Regions from separate parts of the Homo sapiens genome. Here region 1 is linked to region 2. The links are chromatin contacts, found by Hi-C or POLR2A ChIA-PET in ENCODE. All regions are on one chromosome and are shown on one strand. The core of a region is the stretch at or near the end of the contact, and the rest is flanking DNA. Distances in the headings are between cores, read along the strand shown.

Evidence for each region. Hi-C counts contacts between places; a loop is a spot of excess contacts on that map. ChIA-PET counts read pairs that join two places held with the same protein, here RNA polymerase II (POLR2A). Pooled maps may share reads with other maps.
Region 1: a map of endometrial microvascular endothelial cells shows a loop between it and region 2 (7-fold over the local background). The contact joins two enhancer-like sites. A Hi-C loop is called at or near these places in 3 of 168 maps with a recorded cell type or tissue (HepG2, endometrial microvascular endothelial cells and endothelial cell of hepatic sinusoid) and 7 of 50 pooled maps. POLR2A ChIA-PET finds 5 or more read pairs at or near these places in 3 of 52 experiments (CD8-positive, alpha-beta memory T cell, GM12878 and activated T-cell).

The regions. Positions count from the first base shown.
Region 1 is chr13:45,498,237-45,503,173 of GRCh38, forward strand. The region is part of intron 13 of COG3 (component of oligomeric golgi complex 3); the gene reads left to right. Among named protein-coding and RNA genes, the nearest start is that of COG3, 36 kb to the left of the region's middle. Within about 2 kb of position 2,700, at least 5 of the 41 ENCODE cell types and tissues checked have a DNase peak (open chromatin) inside an H3K27ac peak, as active enhancers do.
Region 2 is chr13:45,392,624-45,397,668 of GRCh38, forward strand. SLC25A30 (solute carrier family 25 member 30) reads right to left here. Exons shown (of 10, transcript NM_001010875.4): 9 at 4,635-4,715; 10 at 693-3,392. The coding sequence ends at 3,351. Among named protein-coding and RNA genes, the nearest start is that of SLC25A30-AS1, 23 kb to the right of the region's middle. Within about 2 kb of position 3,453, at least 6 of the 41 ENCODE cell types and tissues checked have a DNase peak (open chromatin) inside an H3K27ac peak, as active enhancers do.

The sequences.
Region 1 (4,937 bases), core at 1,450-3,949, 100 kb after region 2:
AAAGACAATTGTTCATATAACCACAGTATCATTTTTGTATTTAAGGAAATTAACATTAATTCAATAATATTATTTATATATAGTCCATATTGAAATTTCCCCATTTGTCCTTCAGATGTCTTTTTTTTTTTTTTTTTTTTGAGACATAGTTTCACTCTTTTCACCCAGGCTGGAGTGCAGTGGCGCCATCTTGGCTTACTGCAACTTCTGCCTCCCGGGTTCAAGCGATTTCAAGAAATTGTATGTGAAACAATTTCTTGATGTGAAGTAGGGGTCCAGTTTCATTCTTCTGCATGTGGCTATCCAGTTGTTCCAGCATCATTTATTGAAAAGGCTATTATTTGTCTATTGGATGGTCTTGGCACCCTTGTTGAAAATCAGTTGACCATAGATTAATGGTTTTTTTGTTTTGTTTTGTTTTGTTTTTGGACTCTCAAGTTTATTCCATTCATCTTTATGTCTTATCCTGTGCTAGCACCAGACTGTCTGGATTACAGTTGTTTTGTAATAAATTTTGTACTTGGGAAGCAGTTTTGCTATTTTGTTCTTTTTTTTTTTTTTTCAAATTGTTTTGGCTATTTTGGGCTCCTTGCAATGCCATATGATTCTAATAATTTGAATCTTCTTTCTTTTTTTCTTGGTCAATCTAGAGTCCTTTGTTTTCTTGCACAAGATGATACAGGCGTTCACCTTTTCCTTGCTCCAGGAATGTTTCACATTCCTTGCTCCAGACCTACGGTCAGCTCTTTCTCCAGGAACCCTTGGTTCCTTAAGGGGAAAGAGGGTGGTATTTAGAAACCAAGATCTGAGTATTAGGTGTGCTCATTTCTAGTGGTGGATTACTTCTAGCCCTCTTTAAAGAGCTAGAAAATATACATTTTAAAATATCATGAGTTCATACTGAAATCTCCAGTTCAGATCCAGTTCCACAGGGTTCTTCCTTTTCCCATATCTCGTATTCATGTTTCCAGTCTCACAGAAGAAACCCTGGCTCCTAGCACCTCTAATGTATTTACTCATTTGCTTCAAGTTACAACATACACAAATAGTTTCAGAATTATAACACTAATGCCATGATTAATAGCAAACTTAATTCAAGATTTTTATACTACTTTTGTTCTTAGAATATATCCTACTAAGATATACAATGAGATTGCTGTCAGACGTTTGATTCTAAATATAGATCTGCAGATTTCAAATCTCTTTAGAGATTTTTGCCCATGTAAGTTTGCCATTTGCATGGCATAGGGGGAAATGTAAGAGTGAGATAGACCTGGGTTCAAATCCCAGCCCAGTTAGTAGCTCTTTCTTATTTTTTATTAGTATGTTTAATTATTTGTAAAACAGGCATAATACTGACCTTGGAGTATTGTTGTAAGAGTAAAGATAATGACCCAGAAAGCACTTAATGCTGGTAGTCATATGAGAGACAGTGGCTGTTGTAATTTATTTAACCCTTGAAATATTGAAAAACAGAATATTTGACTTTTTAAAAATAGTCTTGGCCAGGCACGGTGGCTTGCGCCTGTAATACTAGCACTGTGGGAGGCCAAGGTGGGCGAATCACTTGAGCCCAGTAGTTCAAGACCAGCCTGCACAACACAGTGAAACCCCATCTCTACAAAAAATACAAAAATGAGGCAGGCATGGTGGCGGCTGTAGTCCTAGCTACTCGGGAGGCAGAGGTGGGAGGATCACCTGAGCCCGGGAGATGGAGGCTGGGGTGAGCTGTCATTGTGCCACTGTACTCCAGCCTGGGTCACAGAGTGAGACACTGCCTTAAAAAAAAATATATATATATGTATGTGTGTGTGTGTGTGTGTGTGTGTGAGTGTGTGTGTGTGTGTGTGTGTGTGTGTATATATATATATATATATATAAAAAAGAGGCCTGATTATTTTATTTGAAAAATTCCAAAGGCAGTTTTGGTGCTGGTGAATTTAAAAAATGTCCCTTGAAATAATTTTGCTAAGTCATCATGTTTCTAACGTGTTTTAAAAAAATATAATCTTGAGAAATCTGTAAGCTATTAAATTTTTTAAAAATGTAATCTAATTTTTGCCAGGTCTAAACACTAATCTTGCTTAATTAGTTTATATAAGGAGTGCTGTAGACCTAAATATCTGTGGAAAATAGATTAAAGATAATTTCTTTCTAAGTGTATCCTGTATTCATCAGCATATCTTTTGTCACAAAGTGCCAATCTGTGTTGTTAAAGTTGTCAGATGTGGCTCAGATACTATCCTGTTTCTATTTAGACTGCTTTTCTTGGATGTCAAATGTCCTAATTTCTTTTATTTTTATTTTTAAAGTAGACTTTGTATTGTAAGATAGTTTGAGATTTACAGAAAAATTGAGAAGGTGGTACAGAGTTTTTATATACCCTGCACCCAGTTGCTCCTATTACCAAGATCTTCTGTTGGTATGATACATTTGCCACAATTAATGAACCAGTAGTGAGTCACTGGTATTTATTTACTAAGGTCCATAGTTTATTCAGATTTTCTTAGTGTTTTTCATGTCTTTTTCTATTCCAGGATCCCATTTACAACACCACGTTGCACTTAGTTTTTATGTCTTTTTAGGCTCCTTTTGTCTGTGACAGTTTTTCAGACTTTTCTTGTTTTCGATGACTTAGCAGTGTTGAGGACTGGTTTATAGTGTTGTCATGAGTATTTCAAGCTTTTTATACAATGCCCCTTTGTTGGAATTCGTCTGATGTTATCCTTATGATTAGACTAGTGTTTTGGGTTTTGGGGAGGAAAACCACAGTGGTGTAAAATGCCATTGTTATTACATCATATTAAGGGTACAGCCTTTCAACATGAATGTTCACTGTTGATATTGAACTTGACCATCTGGCTGAAGTAGTGTTGTCAGGTTTCACCACCGTGCAGTTACTCCTCTTCCCCACTTTCCACACTGTACTCTTTGGAAGGAAGTCCCATGTGTAACCCATGCTCAAGGAGTGGGTTGTGCTCTACCTTTTTTGAGGGCAAAGTATCTATGTAAATACTTGGAACTTCTCTGTAAGGGAGATTGGTCTCTTTTTCCAGTTTGTTGATTCAATCACTTACTGATGTCAGTGTGGACTTGGTCTCTTTTTCCAATTTGTTGATTCAATCACTTACTGATGTCAGTGTGGACTTAACGGATATTTATTCATACTTTGGGTTATAGTTCACTGGTACTTTATTTTGCTGCTCCAGCTTTCACCACTGGGAGCTCTTTCAGTTGGCTCCTATGTCCTTTTGACATACTCATTTATGTAGATTTTTTATTTTGAGAACTTTCTTATTTCCTGGCACTATAAGAACTTCAGGTGCATCAGTATATTTCCTGCTTCTCTCCTAGAATCGACCATTTCTTCAAGGAGTGCTGGTTCCTTTATTGAAGGATTGTATTAGAAAGAGATCTGGGCATTAGGTGTGCTCGTTGCTACAGGGGTATTGTTGCTTTTAAGCTCTCTCAGGTGCTGGCATAGAAATATGTGTGTGTACTAGATCATTCCTGTTGCTCCAAATCCTCACCAGCATTTTGACTTAACCTAATTCATTTCAATGCCTAGGTGGATAAATATGTAATAATAGGTATGTTCGTTTTAAAGTTAACAGGCTGGAAATATGTTCTTACCTGTTTTGAGGATGTTCTCCTAAACTTACATCTCTTCCTCTGACTTCTATTTAAACTTACTGCATTTTGGCTAGTTATATTAATTATTTATATGTTGTTACTTTTTAAATAATATACAGAATCAACCTTGCAGGGATCAGATCCCCTTGTAGGGCAGGCAGTGGGGGCTGTTTCTTTTCTGTGGTCCATAGCTGGAATTATCTTTATGTGTCTTGGTATTGCGGATAACAACAGGGAGCAGATGGGTGGTCCATTTGCAGGAGCTGCCTTGACTTTGAGGGCCACAAAGCAGGTATGATGAAGACTAGATCTGTTTCCCAGCCTGATCTAGTGAATGGTGCTCCCTCCTTTTCCTCCCGTCCTGGCCTTCATTAGGAGTATCAGTTTTTGTATTATAGATAAGAATGCCTGTTTTAATTGCTGTGTCTGATAGGATGTTAGGTGATAAAGTTTTCTATATGCTCCCTTCCCAGTGTAATTTAGTGGTATATTTGGTATGTTTATTCAGTCATTACATGGCCTGTATCCTGGATGCTCCCTTGTGTAGTAGACCTTTTGGCTTAAGGGTAACCACTTGCAGTAAATATGCTTACTGTGATTTTCTTTTGGTGAGGGACTGGGGTATAAGAGTGGTCTGGCTGTGACATCTGCATGCCGTTTAGGAATTAGCTGTACTTTCCAATTTCTGCACGTGGAATGAGTGGACTGGCCTATGTGGTAGGGAGTCTGTTTCCTAATCAATTCTCTGGCTATTAATTTTTTTTTTTAATTTCAATAGTTTTTTGGGTACAGGTGATTTTTGGTTACATGGATAAGTTGTTTAGTGGTGATTTCTGAGACTTTAGTGCACCTGTCACCCAAACAGTGTACACTGTACCCAATATGGAGTCTTTTATGCCTTACCTGCCTCCCAGTCTTTGCCCCGGAATTCCCAAAGTCCATTGTCTCATTTTTATGACTGGCCATTCTTTTTGACAGTAACTAAATGACTGTTAGGTCTTCATTTCTGTGTATTTCCACCTTTATAATTAATGCAAATTAGTGGGATTTTCATTACTAATTTAGTAGTTGGTGTCTCCTTTGTATACTGCATGATATTCTTTAGGCAGTGAGTCCATGCTAATTTTTAAAAAATATCTGTTTCAAAAATAGCATACTGTAGCTATTATCACATAAAGCAAAAACCTGTTATTTGGATTGGCCAGTTACTTGAACAAAAACATTTCTAATATTCAGAATGTATCCAGTCTTAAATCTGAATAGTTTCCAAATGTCAAGTTGAAAATATATATATATGTACTTTG
Region 2 (5,045 bases), core at 2,203-4,702:
ACCTCCACCTCCCGGGTTCAAGAGATTCTCCTGCTTCAGCCTCCTGAGAGGCTGGGATTACAGGCGCATGGCACCATGCCCAGCTAATTTTTGTATTTTTAGTAGAGATGGGGTTTCACTATGTTGGCCAGGCCAGTCTCGAGCTCCTGAACTCAAGTGATCTACCGTACCCGGCCCCCAATGTTAGTTTTTAAATAAACGACTATGTTTAATTCACATGCTAACAGGCACCTAGAGAATACTTTCAAGTAAAAAGATTAATGAACCCACTTCGCATTGAGTTAGCTGGTTGTTTTCTGCCAACCAGGTGTCCCTGCCTGGTCCACAGTTGACCAAGGATCCCTGCATCTGCCTCTAGCAACACCCAACACTGTATGAAGGGCTGAGGGGGTCTGACAGTTCACGTCACTGACATCCTCTCACTGGTATTTCGAATGCCAAGCCAGCCCTCAAATCAAGTTCACTGGCCTCGACTGAGCTGCCAAGTATTTCATACATGGGGAGGGGGGTTGGGGGGGGGGAGGGTAGGGGGATCACACAGGTGCCAGGCAATGAGTAAGATTATCCCAGCAACTTCTCCATGCAGAGAGAAATGTCTGCAGCTGCAACACTATTTCTACTCCAGCCTTCTAGACTCCATGTAGTTTGCCTTTGTTTGAATGTTTCTATTTATCTGAAATAACCAGAAATCATTTTTATTATTATATATTACTCCAGTTTATTAAATAAATGAAACAAGGCTTATGCCACATATTCCAACAATGTTTAAATAAAGAGCTTGAAATATAAAGGCTTATGAAAACTTCATACTCTTTATATAATGCATACTATTTCTAGCACATGAATAAATATAAAGGACAGGAGCCACTTTTTATATTATGAATCCACAACATTAAGCATCAATGATTACACAAATCCATAAGCACACAAACAAAAAAACCCATTGGTTATAAAAACTAGAATTCCTTTTGGCATATTTAAGAAAACCCAAAGGTGGGGAGGTACTTATAGCCAGAACCCTGACAACGAGGGGACCAAGTCTCCCAATTCCTTAAGTTGTTTCTTGGTTAGAAGCTTCAACAATTGCATTAACTCTTTCAAAAAAACAGAAAAAGCAGGTTAAGATCCTGTTCAATAAGGCACTTAATAAGTCTACACTGAAGAAATACTATGCTTTTATCTTAAATCGTGCTTAAGTTTTACCATGAGGTTTGAATTTCTTTCCACCTTGGTAGGAACATGTATGTAATTTGAATAAACTGGTAATAATACTGTCTGACATTCGCTCTTTACATGGTCATTAAAATGAATTTGCTTCTACTGTTTTAAAAATTGTATGCATATTTGAAAAAGTAAAATTTTTCTACATTAAAAAAAGAGCATTTCAAGAAAAGCAATCTTTAAACTCAAAGAACTCAAAAGTGAAAGCCTCTCTATAGAAAGTCTTTATAAAATCAATGGAATGTTTTGGAAAGAAGAAAAAATCCTAAGGTGTAGTTTAGAACAAGCAGCAAGGCCTGAATGAGCTCTGGGGTCCTCTGCTGCCCTCTAGGGTTGCCCAGGGAGAGCTGGACTTTCATCTGAGTCTCAGCAATTAACAGGTAACCCTACCCCACTGCACCCCGCCCCCGCCCCCACCTTCTGTTATCCTCTCTTTTTGATGACTTTGTCTTAGCTCTCACTTTTGGAAATAATATTCAAAGGGACCATTCATGCATAAGGAAGGCAAGGGAAAAATGCCTGCGAGGAAAAATTATCTCATCCTCCAAAAAAACCTGCAGTCCTTCTATTCAGTCTCAACAAAGAGACTGGCCAGACTGGGAATTTGGCCGCACTACTGTGGAAGGAGAATGCCCTGGAGCCCCAGCTAACATGTATTTAATGTTGTTCTCAAAGGGGGAACTGAAGAGACCCAAATAAATATGTTCCCTGTCCTGTGGCTGCCTCCCAGAAGTGGAAGTTCTTGGGGTTCTCACAGTCATCTTTTATTTTGAAAAGACTAAGATGAAGACAAGAAGGAAGAGGGCTCTTTCTCTGAAGCAGGTTAGAGTAAAGAATAAGAAAATAGAAAAAGAAAAAAAGAAGAGGGAGAATGACTTATTGTGTCTACAGAAGGAAAGAAAAAGGGAAAATATTACATACCACCTATCAGAAACTAGCTAAATAGATGCACTAAAGAAATCATTTTTAAAATTTCAAGCAGGTATTTTCCATCCAAACTAAACAGAAAGTCCAAGACAGGCACAACATAAACTAAAGTAAAAACTGGAAACCTGGAAAAATCAACTCTTTGATTCACTACCAACATTTTGCTAAGGAAAATGTACTAAAGCCTGAACTTATACAGTGTTCTTTCTTCAACAAGACCTTAACAAAGGGCTTCATTCACAATTACCATGAGAAGCCCATGAGAACATGCCCCTCTTCTACATAGACTGTTTAGAGCTGTTCCACAGCATGATGTAAACACATTTACCTTTCCAGTCAAGTAGCAGCAGCTACTATTTGTTCTTCATTTGACCCTCTACATCAATAGACGTTATTATCCCCATTTTACTCATTGAGAAATACATATGCTTTGCTAAAAATCATAAAGCTAATTACTAACATGACCTAAGACAGAACCTAAGCTGCTTGAAAACACCCCCCACCAATACAGACCTTGCAACCTTCAAAGCCAACACATAACACCACCACGAATTTAGAGATTATTACTTTGTAACAATTTCTCACAAATGTCAAGTCTTCAAAGCTTAAAATCACTTATTATAAGTGGAAGATCCTGCCAAAATAGGAAATGATAAAGCAGTGTGATATTCCTAGGATCCATTTCCTGCACCGTTTATACCTGGGGTTGAACAGTCCAGGTCTCCATACATGAAATTTCTTCAGTTGACAAGGAGCAAAATCTCCCAGAAATTCAGAAACCATAACACCTTCTCGGAGGCTCCATTCCATGGTTCCAGTGAGCTTTTCTAGAGCAGTCTGATTCTCAGTCATGAGCTGAGATGCATCAGGAGCTACTCTCCCTGAATAAAACAATACATCGCTCCTGATTTTCTTGCAAGTTTTCTTTAGCAAGAAACATGCATTTCACATATTATCTTTGATGTTGAAGGGCACTTCAGTGGTAAAGACTAGTGTTTGGATGTTAGTTTATGCCATTAAACGTTTGATGAAGAGCATCCAATGCCAACACACAGCAATCTCAACTAACCCAGTCTTCATCTGTTGCTCACATCCCAGAATCTGTGATGAGCCAAGCAGTGAGAAGCAGAGTGAAACACAGGAAGCTTTGCTGTTTCAGAAGTTACCATTTTCAGAAAGATGTCTCATGCAGCCTTGGCTTGTCACAAATCCAATTTCTTCAACTGCTCGTATGTCACAAAGAACTGTGGTTATGGGTTAAGGATGACACAGAAAATGCCATCTTCACAACTCCAGTGCATAACAACAGACTTACAAATGGCACACTTAATAACAAATAGGTACAGGCAGACCCACGCTATGGACACGATTAAATAAAAGGGGTTCCACCCTTAACCACATCAAACTATCTTCCAAGGTCAGCTTGGAGCAGAAAGATCACAGCTGAGATATGTAAATCCCCTGGTATCAGCCTCTTCTGAGATGGCATCTACGCTGATAAGCTTTTGTGGCTTTGCTGTGGTGGAAAAACTTTCCAGCACTGTAAGCTTTTGAGAGAGAGAGAGAGAGAGAGAGTTAGCAAGCCCTGGGAAGCTCTCCTCAAAGGCTTCCACTATGCATCCTTCCTTGGGAGGCAGGAGCTGATGAAGAGCAACAAGAGGACAGCAAAAGCCAGCATTCCTGCTTCATCACTCTGCCCTTCAGTGTCTAATTAACTGCCTCACGGGCGCGGTGGCTCACGCCTGTAATCCCAGCACTTTGGGAGGCCAAGGGGCAGGTCACTTGAGGTCAGGAGTTTGAGACCAGCCTGGCTGACATGGTGAAACCCCATCTCTACTAAAAACACAAAAATTAGCCAGGCGTGGTTTTATGTGCCTGTAATCCCAACTACTCAGGAGGCCAAGGCAAGAGAATTGCTAGAACCCAGGAGGCGGAGGTGGCAGTGACCCGAGATCACGCCACTGTACTCCAGCCTGGGCGACAGAGTAAAGACTCAGTCTCAAAAACAAAAAAAAAGTTAACTGCCTTTCCTTTCCTGCCTCCCACTGTGGCACATAGGAAGCGTGCTGGCCTGCCAAACAATTCCGGAGCTAATTCCTGTTTATCTTCAGGCACTTTCTAAGATAAGCATTCTAAGACACTGTTGCCAACCACATCCTTCCCAAGGTGGCTAGGGCTATAAAGCCAATCCTCCTCTCTCTCTCTCTGAAATCGTAAATACCCTCAGCTTCTAGAACAGAGTCTAACTAAACCTTTTTAGTAGTATCACTACTTTTGAATAATACCACCATCAAAGCAAGATTCAGTGTCTAGCACGGAGACTTTACACTTCCTAAAAAAGAAACTAAGTAGTGACTTCTTAGCATCAGAGGAACTCAAAATAATCAGAACCTACTTCTAAATTATAATTAATAACATGAGAGTTTATACAAATAGTATTCTTTAGCTGTATCTTTTTTCAGATCTATTGCAACAGAAAAGGATACAATGATATTCCAAGGACCAAGTCTCAACCAATTTGGCCAAAAGCCTTTATAGAGAGCAAAAAACCCTTCATTCTTCCATGTCTGTTAAAAGAAGAAAAAAAAGTTAACTTCCAACTTTCTAATTATGCCAAATGCATTAATAATTAGTGGCCAGGCCAGGCGCGGTGGCTCACGCCTTTAATCCCAGCACTTTGGGAGGCCGAGGCGGGTGGATCACCAGGTCAGGAGATCAAGACCATCCTGGCTAATGCAGTGAAACCCTGTCTCTACTAAAAATACAAAAAAAAAATTAGCCGGGCATGGTGGCAGGCGCCTGTAGTCCCAGCTACTCGGGAGGCTGAGGCAGGAGAATGGCATGAACCCGGGAGGCGGAGCTTGCAGTGAGCCAAGATCACGCCACTGCACTCCAGC